Linked DNA regions of Homo sapiens: region 1 is linked to region 2. A link is an interaction called in ENCODE POLR2A ChIA-PET data of the cell type or tissue named here. Cell type or tissue: MCF 10A. All regions are shown on one strand. Each heading gives the region's core, and the rest is flanking DNA. Links, peaks and the distances in the headings are about the cores only. Region 1 overlaps TRIT1 (tRNA isopentenyltransferase 1). Region 2 overlaps MFSD2A (MFSD2 lysolipid transporter A, lysophospholipid).

Region 1 (8,327 bases), core at 281-8,280, 120 kb after region 2:
CCAGTGGGAGGTGGATTTTATTAACTGTCTCACAGATCAGCTCACCTTTGCACATGGAAACTATCTGGTAGGGAAGAGAGGTAGTGAATGAACTCACAAGGTCATGTTTTTTTAGGTTGTTTTGGAATTGCAGCCTCATGTTAGGTTTATTTTTCTGCAGTATTAGGAGTGATACCACTTCCAGCATAGTAGAACATCTAATGAAGGACCTGTTCTATTGATGGTTATACAGATTAAATATTAAAGTAACATCTCATATTCATAGGGGTTGTGAAGTATTCCACTCAAATGAATTTGATATTTTTCCTCCTAATTTTACCCCCCTCAGTGAAACTTAATGTTAGAATATAGGATTTAAAACATTCATTATTATTATTACTTTTTTTTTTTTTTTTTAAGAGATAGAGTCTTACTTTGTTGCCCAGGCTGGAGTACAGTGGCACAATCATGGCTCACTGCAGCCTTGACCTCCTGGGCTCAGATGTCCTCCTGCCTCGGCCTCCTGAGTAGCTGGGACTACGGGTGTGCACTACTATACCTGGCTAGTTTTTTAAATTTTTAATTTTTTTTAGAGATGTTTTGCTGTGTTGCCCAGGCTGGTTCCAAACTCCTAGGCTCAAGCGATCCTCCTGCCTCAGCCTACCGAAGTGCTGGGATTATAGTCATGAGCCACAGTACTCAGCCAAGAAAAGGATTTCTTCAGGTAGGGTTGTCCTTTGCACGGCAGGGGGGTGGGGCACAAATTGTAATATCTAAGTTTTTTCACCCCCTTAAAGGCAATGTATAACCTCATTAAGAATGCATGTTTTAGATTAATGAAGTTTATACTTTTCAGTATCCAAACATTTTAAACACTTTAATAGAAAACATTCAATTTTTTTTAAACCTAGGAACATTATGATAAACATTCATTTTTATATTGTTTTATTACATGATTCTAGAGCTTGGTGTTTATTCTCTCCTTTTACTAATCAGTTCTTTCTTATCACTTCTCATTTTGCTGCGTCTAAACGAGTAATGAGTTTGAGAATTTTTTCTTAGTAAGAGTCAATAGGTTCTAAGCAAGAGCTCTAGAGTCTCATTTAGAGAATGAGGACTTTCTTTTTTTTTAATCTTTCTTTTGGCTTGAGGCTGTATTTTAACTCCAGATAAGTGAGATATCTATTACTACATTTTTTCTCATAGATCTTCTTTGAGAAACCAGTGATACTGAAAGACAAGGGGGTCTACACTCTTGCGTTAGGGTTTCAGGAAGTAGAATTGGGTCAGGAAGAGAAAGATCACTTTCAGGCTGATAAGTTGCAATCACCCAGAGTGGTAGAGTGTAGATTTGGGAGTTAAATTACCTAGTGCTGCATAACATAATAGATACGGACAGAAGTGGATGGTGGCTTAAGAATAAGTATGTGAGTTCTTTTCTCAGTGATCTTTGTGCCAGTAGAGCACTGGATTAGCCAGGAGCATTCTTCATTAATTTGACATATTTAAAAAGAAAGCTGATGAGCTGGATGTACAACATGCTTTTGTACTGTGGGAAAGGCACGCCAGCCAGACCAGACTTGTTGGCTTGTTACAAAGTGTCCCAAACAAGCTCTTTTACTGTTTATCTGAAAGTGAGTGAGTACCATTCTGTTTGTGTAGAAGAAACCTGTTGTTTCTGAACCTATTTAACTGATTTCAGAATAATTTATATATCTTTAGAAAAATAATATTATTTCTTACTTTACCTAAAGTTTTCTTTAGTACCCTTTTCTGAGTAGCTGTAGGACTGGAGTAACCCTAGACCTTCATGTCTTTTGGAACTTAATGCAGTGAAAATGAGAATAAGCCTTTCTGCATGCCCCCTTTTTGAAGAGACAGGGTCTGTTGCTGCTTAGGTTGGTCTTGAACTCCTGAGCTCAAGCAGTCCTCCCAGTTTGGCCTCCTGAGTAGCTGGGACTACAGATGTGCACACTGTCGTGACTGGCTTTCAAGAAAGAGGCTTTCTGTAATAAACAGCCTTTCTCCTTGTTTTACTTGAGAATGAATATTTTCTATTGGTTTTTATGGGTGTGCCCCCTCCCTCCCCTTTTAAATTACTTAGGAGCTTGCAAGTTTTTGAAGAAACAGGAATCTCTCATAGTGAATTTCTCCATCGTCAACATACGGAAGAAGGTGGTGGTCCCCTTGGAGGTCCTCTGAAGTTCTCTAACCCTTGCATCCTTTGGCTTCATGCTGACCAGGCAGGTAACAGCCCTTTGATGCCCTAGAGTCCATCTGTGATGGAACTTGGAGTAATAAGTTACTGTATAGAAAATGCTGAGAACCATGGGTGGCTCATAATAAACACTAAACAAGTATTAGCTATTAATTTTATTATCATTATCATTATTTGTTGGCTTAGGCACAGTGCCATTCCCCTAGATATCTGTTTGGAAAGGGAGAAAGGATAGCCCTGGCATTAGGAGAAGACATCACAGGTAGAGTGGGATGGGATGGACGGAATGGGAAAGAGACTGCCATCCAGGGAAGGTCCAAAGGAGAAAAAGAAGGCAGTCTCTTGTGGAAGGTTGGCTGGAGGCTAGAATGTTCTAGAAGCAGTATGCCTTATAATTAGCTTGCTAGCCTGATGGTATTTTGTTGCTAAAGTATAATTATGTCCGTGATAGTAGTAACTTATTCATCCAGCAAACATTCAGTAAGCATTCAATGAAGTGCTGGGTATTCTGTGTGGTACTTCGGTTTCAGAGTTGAAGAGACAGTGCCTTTCCTTAAGGAATTCCCAGTCTAGTGGGACAACAGACAAGGAGATAGATACTATCTGTCTGTCTATTATTTATGTGATAAATGCTGGGCTAGATATATTTTCAGAGTGCTGTAGGGCCACAGAGAAGGGATGACGAATATTATCTTGGGGGGAGTCAGAGACCAGTTTGCAAAGGTAGCCTATGATAGGCCTGGAAAGATGACATCATTATGTGGACAAACAGTAGAGTGTAGCACTGAAGAGCACAGGCTCTTGAGGCAGACTGTCTAATAGCAAATTCCTGCTCCACTAGCTTCTAGTTATGTGAATTGTTAAGACAAATTAGTTTACCTTTCTGTTTCCCAATTCTCCTGTAAAATAGAGATAATAGTAATAACACATATTTCCTAGCTTCATCAAGGATTAGATGAATTAATACATATATAGTGCTCAGAATGTGCCTGACACATGACGGGTCCTCAATAAATGCAAACTTTCTAGGAAGGTTACTGTTGCTGTAGGCCAATAAATCACAATGATAGAGATGTAGAAGAACATAATTAAAATGGTGACAATCTGTTGTTAAATTAATCTGCCATAAATTGATAAAAAAGGTAATTTTTCAATAATGAAATTTTATAAACAAAAACTTTTACTCTACAGGCAGCATAAAATAATGGTATCTGATTCATAGTAAAGCTGTTTGTCACATCTGAACAATTACGACCTCTCACTCTTTGCTCCTTTGCTTGGCTCAGTAGTTTAGAATGTATCTAGGATGTCTTTTTTTTTTGTTTGAGACAGAGTCTCGCCCTGTTGCCCAGGCTGGAATGCAGTGGTGCGATCTCGGCTCACTGCAACCTCTGCCTCCCGGGTTCAAGCGATTCTCCTGCCCCAGCCTCCCAAGTAGCTGGGATTACAGGCGCGCGCCACTACGCCCAGCTAATTTTTGTACTTTTGGTAGAGACAGATTTCACTGTGTTGGTCAGGCTGGTCTCGAACTCTTGACCTCGTGATCCACCCACCTCGGCCTCCCAAAGTGCTGGGATTACAGGCGTGAGCCACCTTGCCCGGCCGTATCTAGGATGTCTTTGGATTAAAGTTCCATGTTCTTATCCAAGGTGTCATCTAGGGGTTCTTAAACATAAAGTAACACTAAGTTGCAGTATAATGACATATTAAATTAAAAATAAGAAAGGTAAACCAGGGGATCCTCAGCCACCTCTAAAACACATTCCATATGAGAATAAAATATTTGTCCTTCACAGTTGCTGTAATTGTATGCTTTCTCTATATAATGAGGAGGCATGTGCTTCATTCTGACTATGCTTCATTTTTATTTGGAGTTGCAAAGTCTTAAATGTGAGTAACGTATGAATTATTATAATAATCTTTGGAATCTGAATTCTTTCTTCCGTTTGGACAAATTCTCTTTTTTTGTGACCACCTGTTCACTCGTCATGTAAGTATATAGTAGGTACCTACAACTTGCTTGCTGGTTGATGGGCTAATTTGATTCAAGTTCTAGATGAGCGCTTGGATAAGAGGGTGGATGACATGCTTGCTGCTGGGCTCTTGGAGGAACTAAGAGATTTTCACAGACGCTATAATCAGAAGAATGTTTCGGAAAATAGGTGAGGATTTGGCTGTTATTCTGACCTACTGTCCATATTTTGCAGACAATCAAAAGACCATAACGCTAATACTGGCTTTGGGTCTACTTGTTTATCAGCCTTCTTTGCAGATGCAGTTTTTTAATCTTTCAGACAGTCCCAGGAGTTAACTTTTCAAGAAAGTAACCTGGTGGGTAGGGGAGGGGAAAATTTCAGAGAATCAGTAACTGCTCAGGATCTCAATTTCCTTATCTGACAGATGAAATGGCTCAACTAGGTCCATCTCCAAAGCCCCTGCTAGCTTTTAGGAGCAATGGCTTATCTGCTGATACCCTCCTGTTCCCAGCCAGGACTATCAACATGGTATCTTCCAATCAATTGGCTTCAAGGAATTTCACGAGTACCTGATCACTGAGGGAAAATGCACACTGGAGACTAGTAACCAGCTTCTAAAGAAAGGTGTGAATTCTTCCATCTAATCTAGTCTTGGACATCTTTGGGTGGCAGGGTACTCTGCTGGTATGGTCTGAGAAAGAGCCAAGGCTTAAAGCGTCCCAAATAGCCTTCAGCTCAGAACTGAGATTTTTGTCCACCAAGTCTGACATTGCACTGCCGTGGCTGACTTTTTCCTGCTGGGCTGGGAGGGCCTGCCTCTCTGCAGGGTAAGGAGTGCTTACCTAGATGTTCTTAAATCTACTGTATCTTTCAGGTATTGAGGCTCTGAAACAAGTAACTAAGAGATATGCCCGGAAACAAAACCGATGGGTTAAAAACCGTTTTTTGAGCAGTAAGTCTCATGTTTTTCTTTATCCTATGGGTCTGTTTTCAATAGAATATAGATGTCCTCAGCTCACCCAGAAAATGAATTTTAGATTCTGGGCCTGTTCTAAGATTTTGGATCTGACCTAAGGGAAGTTCTATAACATAAATGATTATCCAGGGATATTTTCTTGGGATGTCACAAAAAAAAAAAAAATTATTTGCATTGAGGAGTCTGCCTTCTGCCTTGAACAGATGGATACTGGCTGCAAACAGCTAAGAAGAACAGCAGCATCTTTTTTGGAGAGTTGGTGTTCAGGGCTGATTTTTAGCTTCAGTTTTGTACCTGAAGAGCAGTCAGATTTCTGTAGGGAAGATTTCCTAATTACAGTGTTTTTGGGGGGCCAGATGAGTTGTATAAAAAGACACCTTCACCATTTCTCCCAGCGTCTCCACATGGTGCTTCAGATTGCTTCAAATGAAACTTTAGTTGAACAGCATTTTTGAGGGAAAAGAAAGGAAATTCTCATTGATTTGGCCCTGTACTGTGTCTTTGGCACTAAATTTGGTGTTATACATATATTATTGAGTCTTCAAGGTAGGTGTTATTCTTTTATTTTTACAGATAAGAAAATGAAGGCCTAGTGAAGTTAAATAACTTGCCAAAAATCACCCAGCTAGTCGGCAGTAGATAACTGAATGCAGGCCTGACACAGAGTCCACACTCCTTTATACTACTCTTACTTCCTTTAGCTGTAACTTTAGCAAGACAGCATTAGTATTGGACCATGGGTAAAAACTATGTGGTTATGAGCTAAAGGAGATTAATTTAAGCATAAGTGAAACTTCAGTTTTATCTTGTGGACATGTTTTAAATATGCTTCTGAATCATCTTGTGTTTACCTTTTGCTGGTAGACTTCTGCTCTCAATTACAGACAGGGCCAGCTGAAGCCTCTGCCCCACTCGGTGCCTCTGAAAATACATACCTTGATCCCTGCTGTTGACCACTAAACTGCTAACATTCTTTCTCCCAGCTCCCACTCTCTGCCTGAGCTCTCCAGTGGAGTTCTGGTGTGAAGAGGCTTGTTGTGCTTTCCTCTACTTATCCTGTTTTCTCTGCATGTCCTGGTAGATAGAAGTCTTAGTGTCATCTGAAGTTGAAGCTCAGTGCTGTATTACAAATTTCTAATGCAGCTTCTCTTATCCCCATGTCTGACAATAAGCCTTTAACAGAAGACTTTTGGGTAATAATTTAGAACTTCTTCCTGTAGTAAAACCACAATAATTCCTCCATCTCTGTGGTAGGAGGAGTTGATGGCACAGTGTGTCATATGCCTGTTCCTCATTCGTGTGTATGCCGGCATCGTCCTGGTGCTGGAGTGAAAGGCACAGCTGCCCTGTAAATCAGGAGCTGTGCGTGATTGGCCAGGGCTGGTCTGCTGGGATATGGTTCTGGCAGGAAGCCAGGGGGACTTCCCCACCCCAGCATGGCCTTGGACCCAAGCCAGAAATAGCAGCTGGGAGCCGAGAACTTGTTGAAAGGTGCTTAGACAGGGCACAGAAGCCCAACAAAGGGCTTAGAGGAGAAAGGAAAATGTAGAGTGGCCTGGAAACAGGTGCAGAGCTTAGCCAAGGCCAGGTGTGCTGTGGATGCTGCCTGCACCCTCCTAGTCTCACCTTTCCTGTGGTAGCAGGTGCAGCCCAGTCCAGTTTATGAAGAATCTTATTTGGGGTTGGCACAATCAAAAGGCCAGCACCTGCCAGTCGTTGGCATCCGAAGGCCTTTGATGTTTTTGCCCATGGGCGATGCTCCTTTGCCTTTAGGCAACTGACTTAACCTAGTTGTGGAAGGCAGTTTAGTGTGTATATAGGCAGGGAAGCTAACCACAGAGACTAAACTCTTGCAACATGGTTGGCTCAGGTGGGTGAAATACCTGTAGCTGCACTCTTTGCTACCTTCAGTCTCATCTTCATTCAAAAGTGTCTGCCAGGGAGTGTTTCTTGAATACCCTCTAGATCAGGTTTTTAAAAGAAGTTGCTCAACTACATCAATTCTAAGACTTCTTTCTGGTTCGCAGATTCTGCGGCTTATTGGTTGATATGATTCTGTTCCCAGCCCATGCTTTCAGAGCATTTCATGAGTCCCAGGCCGCTGAGGGAATATATGCAAACCCGAGACTAGTATCTGCTCCTAAAGAAAGCTGTGAATTCTCTTGCCACAGATCGCCATCATTGTAAGATGATATGGAACTTAGAATAGGCACTTACTTAAAGCTGTTAGTTTATTTCTTCTTACGATGTGCTGTCTTTGTGTTGTAGCTCACACAATGGTCACTTGAGCTGTTAACTCTATTCTGGTTTTCTGGCTGATCTGGAAGATCCTGCACCCATGTATCCAGATTATGTAGCTAGTCTTACTAGCTGCAGAGCAGTTAAACCTCTAGGTCTTTCTTGGATTGTGGTTCATGTTTAGTTAGAATTAACAGCATGGTCAGAATGTTTACTCCTTTGGCTCTGTGTATTTCCCTGGAGGATTTCAGAGTCCTGGCTGCAGAATAGATTGGGTTTGAGGCTGACCTCTCACAACCTTTCTTTGTCATCATTAGGACCTGGTCCCATTGTCCCCCCTGTCTATGGCTTAGAGGTATCTGATGTCTCGAAGTGGGAAGAGTCTGTTCTTGAACCTGCTCTTGAAATCGTGCAAAGTTTCATCCAGGTAATTATGAATCATGATACATTCTATTTTCTGGTTTTCAGAGCACTTTCATTAGCTGACACCTTTGTTGCTATATTGAAGAACCAGGCCTTCTTTTCCATAGAATAAAGCAGAAGGGCTGGCTGCTTTTTAATACCTGGAGACTGCTTTTCTACTTTTACATTCAGAAAGGTTGTTGCTAAAATCTGTATACAGCCCATCTGCTCTCTGGGTTGAGAAAAAGGAATTTTAGGAAAATCCCATTTCCCTTAATAGAGAATTATATCCAGATCTCTTTGAATTGAATACTCCCTTCCACCCTTGTTCTTTTAGGGCCACAAGCCTACAGCCACTCCAATAAAGATGCCATACAATGAAGCTGAGAACAAGAGAAGTTATCACCTGTGTGACCTCTGTGATCGAATCATCATTGGGGATCGCGAATGGGCAGGTAGAGTATGGGGAGGGGCATGAAGAAATCTATAAGGGTGGGTTCACATTGACTTCATGAAATTTAGAGTCTTTGGCAGATTG
Region 2 (8,327 bases), core at 286-8,285:
CAGATCTGGAATTTCCTCTTTGAAACGTGGAGGTGCTGCTCCTTTCTTCCAGCAGGTGGCGCCAAAGCTGCACCTGGTCCTTACCAGAGGTGTGGATGGGCTGTGAGGTTGGCAAGACAGGGCAGCAGGGCCGAGTGAAGAGGGAGAGACAGGGTTTGTTGTAGTAATGCTGGATCCAAGCATAGAGGAAGTCAATATGGCTCTTCTCCCAAGAATAAGTAGGTATGATCTGTCCAGAAGGGACCTAGAGTAGCCAATGACCCAACAGACATTGCTTCCCCTCTTCACCCGTCCCACCCCGAAAGAAGTCCCCAAGAATTCAACAGGGGATCTTGGAAGAGGAGAGCAATTTTCTGTGAGTGTGAAACTGGAGAGAAGCAAGGGTGTTCAAGTGTAAATCCCCTGGCCGGGCGCGGTGGCTCACGCCTGTAATCCCAGCACTTTGGGAGGCCGAGGCGGGCGGATCACGAGGTCAGGAGATCGAGACCATCCTGGCTAACACGGTGAAACCCCGTCTCTACTAAAAATACAATAAATTAGCCGGGCGCGTGGCGGGCGCCTGTAGTCCCAGCTACTCCGGAGGCGGAGGCAGGAGAATGGCGTGAACCCGGGAGGCGGAGCTTGCAGTGAGCCGAGATGGCGCCACTGCACTCCAGCCTGGGCCACAGAGCGAGACTCCGTCTCAAAAAAAAAAAAAAAAAGAAAAAGAAAGAAAAAATGAAAAGTCTAAATCCCCATAGGAAGTTTGGGGAAATTGTGACCTGGAGAGAGGTGTCACAGTGGGTCAGTGGGAGTTGGGTCTGATGCCCAGCCAAAGCCTGCTCTGGTCACAGCTCCCATTCACTCAGCTCCACGTGCCTGCCGCACCCCACCATGCCTGGCCCTCGGCTCAGTGTGGGAGACCACGATGAAAGAGACGATCCCTCTGAGATGTCCCAAAGGCAGAGGGGTAGGGACTGCTTCAGAGGGGCTTGCTGGAGTCAAGACACATTGGATGGGTGTCTGCCAGGTAGAGCTGCAGCAGGAGCTGCAAGACCAGGGTCACGCAGGTGGCCTGCAAAAAGAGCTGCATCTAGATCTGGGCCTGGGGAGGTCAGTAGGGTACTCAGACAGGAACTCACAGAAGGATTTCTAGGAAACTTTTTGTTTTGTTTGAGACAGGGTGTCCCTCTGTTCCCCAGGCTGGAGTGCAGTGGCACAATCATAGGTCACTGCAGCCTCAGATTCCTGGGCTCAAGAGACCCTCCTGCTTCAGCTGCCTGGGTAGCTGGAACTACAAGGTGCAAGCCACCACACCTGGCTAATTGTTTTTTGTTTTATAGAATCGGGGTCTTATTATGTTGCCCAGGCTGGTCTTGAACTCCTGGCCTCGTAATCCTCACACCTCAGCCTCCCCAGTAGCTGGGATTACAGGCAGAGCCACTACACCCAGTTTACAGAAATGTTTCTAAACAGGAGAGCTACTGAGTTATCTTGGATAGTTTGCAGAAAGAAGGTGAGGAGATCAAATTAAAGTCAAGGAGACAAGACAGGATGCTTGTCTATTCACCCAGGTAAGAGAGCATAATGCCTGAGAAGTAATTGTGGGGCTAAGAAAGAAACAAGCTTGAGTGGTTTGGAAAACTTTAATTTTTTTTTTTTTTTTTTTTCAGGCAGAGTCTTGCTCTGTTGCCCAGGCTGGAGTGCAATGGCATGGTCTCAGCTCTTTGCAACCTCCGCCTCCCAGGTTCAAGCCATTCTCCTGCCCTCAGCCTCCCAAGTAGCTGGGATTACAGGCATGTGCTACCACGCCTGGCTAGTTTTGTTTTTGTTTGTTGGTTTTTGGTTTGTTTCTGTTTTGAGACTGGTTCTCTCTGTCCCCCAGGCTGGAGTGCAATGGCGCGATCTCAGCTCACTGCAACTGCTGCCTCCTGGGTTCAAGCGATTCTCCTGCCTCCGCCTCCTGAGTAGCTGAGATTACAGGCATGCACCACCACACCTGGCTAATTTTTGTATTTTTAGTAGAGACGGGGTTTCACCATGTTGGCCAGGCTGGTCTCGAACTCCTGACCTCAGGTGATCTGCCCGCCTCGGCCTCCCAAAGTGCTGGGATTACAGGCGTGAGCCACTGCGCCCAGCTGAAAACTTTAATTTTTTTTTTTTTTTAAAGACAGGACTTGGTGGTTACTGGTTAGAGTGGAGGGAGAGAGGAGGTATAAGTGGGCTTCTATAAACATTATCTCAGAGTCTCTGAGCAGGCCAGCTCCAGAGGCCATAACAGACTCTAGGCTCCTGCCTTGCCCAGACAGCCTGACATGAGATGGCTGATACAAAGACAGTGTGTGACTTGCCTTGGTGTTGACAAAACCATTGGTTCACCTAACAGCCTTAAGTAGTGGTTAAGAGCCCAGGCACTATAGCCAACCTCGATTCAAGTATCAGCTCTTCCAGTGACTGTCCAATGACCTTGAGCAGGTTACTTAACTTTTCCCTGCGTCAGTTTCCTTATCTCTTAACGTGAGGATGACAATAATACCTTCCTCATAGGGAAGTTCTGACAACTATCTGAAGACTAACTGAATTCATACTTATTACACACATGTAACCATGCCTGTTAGTAACGCTTAATGTAATTTATCAAAGTAACCTGGCAGAACTTCATCAGTAAAAATGGTGGACCTCCCTCCCACCCAAAACGGAGCCCCACACTCAAGGTAAGAACCAAGCCAGAATAGCCTAAGAGCCTCTCTTGTCTGGGCCTCATTTATCTATTTATAAAATCAGGAGATTTGACTAGTAGCTCCTGATCCTGCCAGCTTTGCCTTCTTGTGATTTTGGGGGCTTGGCCTAAGTGTGAGACCCAGTGGTGTGTTAGGCAAGCTCCTACCAGCTTGTAAAAGCCAACTACTAAATGTTTAGGAAATGTTCAAATGAACAACCATGGATAACTTGAAATTGGCTATGGTGGGAGTTATTCATACCATGGAAGTTAGCCAAGTGCTCCCAACTAGGCCTTCCCCACCACCCTGTTCCCTACCGGAGGTGTTTGGTTTTTTTTTGTCACCAGTGCGTCTGTGGTAAAATCCTCCCTCATCTGATACACACATCCAGCAGGTACATTCTCACCTTTCAATACCATCAGTAACAGTTGTGGAGAAAGAACCACCAGTCTCCAGGGACCCCACAGGCCTCCAGCCCCACCAGCCCTGCAGGCTCAGGCATGCACCAGGCAGGAAGCACAGTGTACAGGCACACCCAGAGCAAGCATCTGTCTGCCGGTCCCCTGGTCATTCTCAGACACAAGGAAGTAGACAGTGGCGATTACGGTATTGGAGTCTTACAGAGTTGGGATAAAATTCCAGTTAGGTCACTAAAGGCTGCGTGACTTTAGCTAAATCCCTCTCTACACTAGGGTGTTCTTATCTTTCAAATAAGAACAGTCTTGACTTAGCAAGAGGCCAGGTGTAGTGGTTCACACCTGTAATCCCACTACTTTGGGAGGCTAATGCAGGAGGATTGCTTGAGTCCAGTGAGAAGGATTGGCCTGGGCAACATAGTGAAACCTCCATCTCTACAAAAAAATTTAAAAATCAGCCAGGCGTGGTGGTGCATGCCTGTAGTCCCAGCTACTCGAGAGGGTGAAGCAGAAGGAAGGATTGCCTGAGCCGAGATTGCGCCACTGCACTCCAGCCACAACTCCAGACATGTTCGCCCCCACCCAGTAGCACCTGGGGCTCAGTGTGTTCTCTAACGGAGTCTTAAGGCAGAAGGGCTCAGTGAGTGGCTGAGGACACAGACAGAAACAGGCAGCTGCTTTCCAGCTTTTATGAAAATTAATAACATTAATAGCTCACAGACATATACATACACACACATTGCTATGTACACAGTCATTAAGTTATTAATTAGGCTCTGTAAAAAAAAAGGTTTCTACATTAGTGTTCCGGGCTAGGCCCGATCAGTCCTTGGCATATTCACAGTGGCAGCCCCAGGGCTTGGCCCCACAGGCAGGCAGAGGGGAGGCAGGAGGCCACAGAGCAGCCGGCCCCACAGTGAGCACAGCAAGTGTCCTGGGCCACCTCCTTGAGTCTTCAGTTCCCTTCCTAGCACCTGCAGTCCAGCTGCTCAGCAAGCCGGCAGACAGGTCCTGATCCCTTCTGTGGCCTTCTGCATGGTGGCTTCGGGCAACGTGGCGGGCCCTAGAGGATGCTAGCCAGCTCTGTGGAGTCTGTTTCTGAGCAGCCAGAGCTGCTGGCCTCGTCCCTGCAAGAGAGAGAGGAGATGGGTTGGAGGAAGCATCCATCCTTACCCCTCCTCAGCCCCACCTGCCTCCTTCCTCACGTGATCTTGGCCCTGCTGTCGGACTAAAGTGAACCGCGGGACACAGAGTTTGCTCACTCCCACTTTCAACTGTTGGTTGGTCTGTTTACTGTCCTTGCTGCACACAGGGTACTGCAAACCCTAGATCTACACTCTCGCCTGGGCTGGCTGACGGGCTGGCATGACTCACTCCAGCCTGCCCACTGGTTTCCCCAGATGCAGGGTCAGGCCACACTCGAGGTCCTATATGCCAGGAGGCTGATGAAGAGTGCAGTCTCTGGAGCCGGAATGCTGAGGCTCAAACCCCAGCTCCGCCCCTTTCAGCTGGGCCAGGTACTCTTCCTGCTGAAACCTCAACTTCTTCACCTGCAGAGGGGGAACCCTAAGAACCTGATACTTAGGGTTGTTGGAGGGGTATGGGAGGTGATGGATACACACGTCCTATAACAGGCTCCTTAAGGACAGAGATTTTTGTCTTGTTCACTAGAGCAGTCAATGCCTAGCACATAGTAGGCAGCCAGTATGTATTTGTTGAATAAAGGTAAGACCACTTAACACAGTGCCTGGTGCGTACTTAAGTGTTACAGCTGTCCAGAGAAGATGTGTGGGGGGTGAGTCTGGACTTGGCCACAGGAGACACAAATTGAGGGTTTAGACACAGTGACGTCCCCTCCTCCAGCATCCTGTCCCCTCCCCACTCACCTCAGTGCCTGCAGGGCCTTCTTATTCTGCCGCCGCCTCTCCTCATCAATGGGGTACATTTTGAAGAGCAGCAGGCCCAGCAGGATGAGAACTATGGGAGCCATGGTCACGAGCATGTTCAGTGTAAACTTGACACGTTCCGGCTGCGAGCAGCCACGGGTCTGGTACCCTGCAAAGCTATGGGACCCAGGGGGTAGGAGAACGGTGAAGATGGGGCACCTGGGGCCTGGCCCTGCCCAGTCCTGCCCCAGGTCCCCACCCCACTCACTCCAGACTGAGGGTAGAAATGCCCAGTGACACTCCAGAGGCAAACTTGGTGAAGAAGACATAGAAGGAGAAGAAGATGGGCTCGGTTCCATGGAAGTGGGGCTGCTTCAGATGGAAGTCGTCAATGACATCAGGCAGCATGGACCTGCGCAGAGTAGTGACAGCCATGAGGACTGACCCACCTAACGGGCCTCTGTGTTAATGAGAAGAGGTGGCCCTCTGGAAGCTTGCAGTACCATGGGTACACAGCTCAGTGAGGATATGGGACCTTCACATGAATAAGAAAAGGCCTCTTGCTCTAAGAGGAAGTAACCCTGCCTGGAGGTGCTCAGCGTGGCAAGTGGAGCCCAGGCCAGATTACAGCCCCCATTTTTCACTCTGACTAGGTGTTCTTGCAAAGCTCACTACCTGTACAACTGTACAGGACAGACCTCCCCCACTCCTAACCTGGACCCACAGAATGGCCTGTGGGAGAACACTGCATAGAACTCTCCCTAAGGAGCTTCAAAACTGGGGACTAGGGGCTGGAGATACCCGAGGAGGGGGGCCTGTATATACCTACCAGGGTAGTAAGAAGGCAGCTGCCACACTGATGCCAGCTGCCACAGCTACCGCATATGTAATGATGAGGTTACTCTCCATGAGGGCCACCAAGATGAGAAATGGCACTGCTGACTAGGGAAGGGGGTGCAGGAAGATGAATCAGCTGGGAGGTTCCCACCAGACATCCCAACTCAACCCAGGCTCTGCTCTTCAACCCCACTCACTGAGATCCCAACATATACAGCTGTCTTCTTGCCAAACCGGGTCAAGAACCACTGCCAGATGGGAATGGTTAAAGTGGCCGAGAGCTGTGGATGGACAAAGGGGGTTAAAGGGAGGTGCTTTAGAGCCACAGAGCCCCTCCTGCCCTTCCCAGAACCCCAAAGTGGCTCCCAGCCCTGCCCAAGAGCAGCCAGATGACATCATGTGGGCAGCAACGAAGATGACAGGCACCTTTGACGGCTCCCCAGGGGAGCTCAGAGCTGGTCCAGGCCCACCTTGTCTGCTGCCCTCTCAAACCTCTGAGCCAAGTTCCTGGTGTCCTCGCCCTTGCTTTTGCTGTGCTCACTACTCAAACATCTAACCTCAAACTCTTTCTTTCACAGTCCTACCTTCGCAAGGTCCAACCAAATACCCTGAGAAGCCTCCCTCATCCTTTCATGACCTTGGGCCAGCCTGAGAAACATCCTCTGCCTATTCCAAGAACCATTCCACAGCCTATGTCACCTCAGCCCAGGCTGCCCGCCCCTGCTCAGGTCCCACTCACCATGATGGCCAGGAGTAGATTCTGGAATTCATTGCGGAAGCCCAAGGTGTAGGTGCAAAACAAGACAAAGTTCCCCTCCACCAGCTGGGCATGGAGCAAGGTAGGGAAGGAAATGCAAGGAAGGAGGTGATGTTGGGGCTGAGCCTCCCCAAGACATCCCCCAAGCCCCAGAGACCTCTGCTCACCCCGCTCCCATTACACCTCCTTCTCAGGCTGAGCATGTCAGAACCCACTCACCATGAAAGCCAAGGAGGTGAAGAGGAAGCCAGTAATAAGTTTGATGTATGGGCCGTGGCTCATGACCAGCCGTAGGCCCCGGAAGTAGGCGATTGGCTCAGACTGCTGGGCTTCATAGGGTTCTGGGGGCCAGAGCGGACAGTGAGGAAGGAGCAGAGACCCCTCCCAAAGCCTGAGGGCCAGGCAGAAAGATACAGCTGTCCATGCTGAGGCCTGCACCCCTTCCCAGGCACCCCCTTACCTCTCTGCTCCCGCACGCCCAGGATCAGGATGACAGCACAGATTATATAGATACAGACAATGACCCCCGCTGCCAGCAGGTATGCCTTTTGCTATAAGGAGGTGAAGGCGACATACAAGGATGGTCAGTTTGAGCTCATCCCAGCACCCCAGTTCCAGCAGCCCCACTCAATGATCTTGGGCCAGTCCCCTCCCCTCTGGGAGCGTACTGTCTCCATGTGTGAAATGGGAGGATCATCCTGGGCCTGCTGTTGCTTCCCAAGGCTGGACAGTTAAGATTCACAACATGCTCAGAAACCAGGCTGGTTGAGTGCAGCCCTCACACCTGTAATCCCAGGAGTTTGAAACCAGCCTGGGCAACTTGGCAAGACCCCGTCTCTACAAATAATAATAAAAGGAAAAAAACAGAAACCAGGCTGCAGAGTCTGACAGCCCAGAATTCAAATCTTCCCAAATCTCTGCAATTCACTAACTTTATGACTCTGGGCAACTTATTCAGCCTCTCTAAGCTTCAGTTTCTTTTTCTGCAAAGTAGGTATATTGGGTGCATTAATTGTTATGTATATCAAATGCCCAACATTTATTTAATAAACACTAGCTGTTACTATCTTTAGGATGACTACAAACCACCTCACTGTTCCTTATCTCCCCAAATCCCTGCCCTGCCCAGGGCCTCACCGTTTCCCTGTGTGAGGTGGTGCCATGTGTATGGTTGGCACTTTGTGAAGCTACTGTAGAGCTATTGAGGTCCTGGAAACAAGGCGTGTCTGCTTGGCCCACGATTTGTCCCTGGATCGCCGTGCCCAGCACTGTGCCCAGCACTTCCACAGTCATCCCTGGCAGGAGAAAAGGAGGTGTTTTGGAGGGGCCTCATGGATTGTGGGCCCAGGGAGGAAGGTCAAATGGGTGGGAGCCCAGCGGTAGCTCCAGGCAGGGTGGGTAGAGGTAGTGGGGTAGGTGACACCTTGGTTTGAACGCATATGCACCTCTCCAGGTCTCATCTGAGCAATAAGGGGATTGAGTTATTTTTAAGATGGTTTCACACCCACACTCTAGAGCAGAGCAAAGAGCTGGACCCGCAAGGGAAGAAGTATGGCTGGAGGGTCCCTGGAGGGTGGGGTCAGGTGGGCTGGGGAGACTCACGATAGGCGGTGGCAGAATCCCGCTCAGTCTGCTCGGTGCTGATGAACATGGTGAGAGCCGAGTAGGGAACATGGAAACACTGGCATAGAAGACAGGTCATTGGCTGGTCAGGCGGGTGGACACACTGATG

What was found. ChIA-PET counts read pairs that join two places held together with the same protein. Peaks named below come from ENCODE experiments on the same cell type or tissue, not always from the same donor. Only the 100,000 strongest peaks of a DNase experiment are listed, where the experiment ranks them.
Region 1: POLR2A ChIA-PET joins it to region 2 with 6 read pairs; 3 of 35 experiments call an interaction of 5 or more read pairs at or near these places.

Annotation. Positions count from the first base shown.
Region 1 is chr1:39,844,018-39,852,344 of GRCh38, reverse strand. TRIT1 (tRNA isopentenyltransferase 1) reads left to right here. Exons shown (of 11, transcript NM_017646.6): 5 at 2,084-2,226; 6 at 4,248-4,359; 7 at 4,685-4,797; 8 at 5,048-5,125; 9 at 7,705-7,814; 10 at 8,127-8,244. Among named protein-coding and RNA genes, the nearest start is that of LINC02811, 31 kb to the right of the region's middle. RefSeq lists enhancers at 5,755-5,844, 6,315-6,364. In MCF 10A, for the core only: no CTCF peak of the experiment used is centred there; a DNase peak (open chromatin) is centred at 6,564.
Region 2 is chr1:39,965,420-39,973,746 of GRCh38, reverse strand. It overlaps MFSD2A (MFSD2 lysolipid transporter A, lysophospholipid), which reads right to left. Exons shown (of 14, transcript NM_032793.5): 5 at 8,198-8,276; 6 at 7,733-7,890; 7 at 7,056-7,146; 8 at 6,815-6,936; 9 at 6,578-6,661; 10 at 6,036-6,119; 11 at 5,831-5,943; 12 at 5,270-5,413; 13 at 5,002-5,178; 14 at 3,791-4,242. The coding sequence ends at 4,179. Among named protein-coding and RNA genes, the nearest start is that of MFSD2A, 14 kb to the right of the region's middle. In MCF 10A, for the core only: no CTCF peak of the experiment used is centred there; DNase peaks (open chromatin) are centred at 3,696 and 4,486.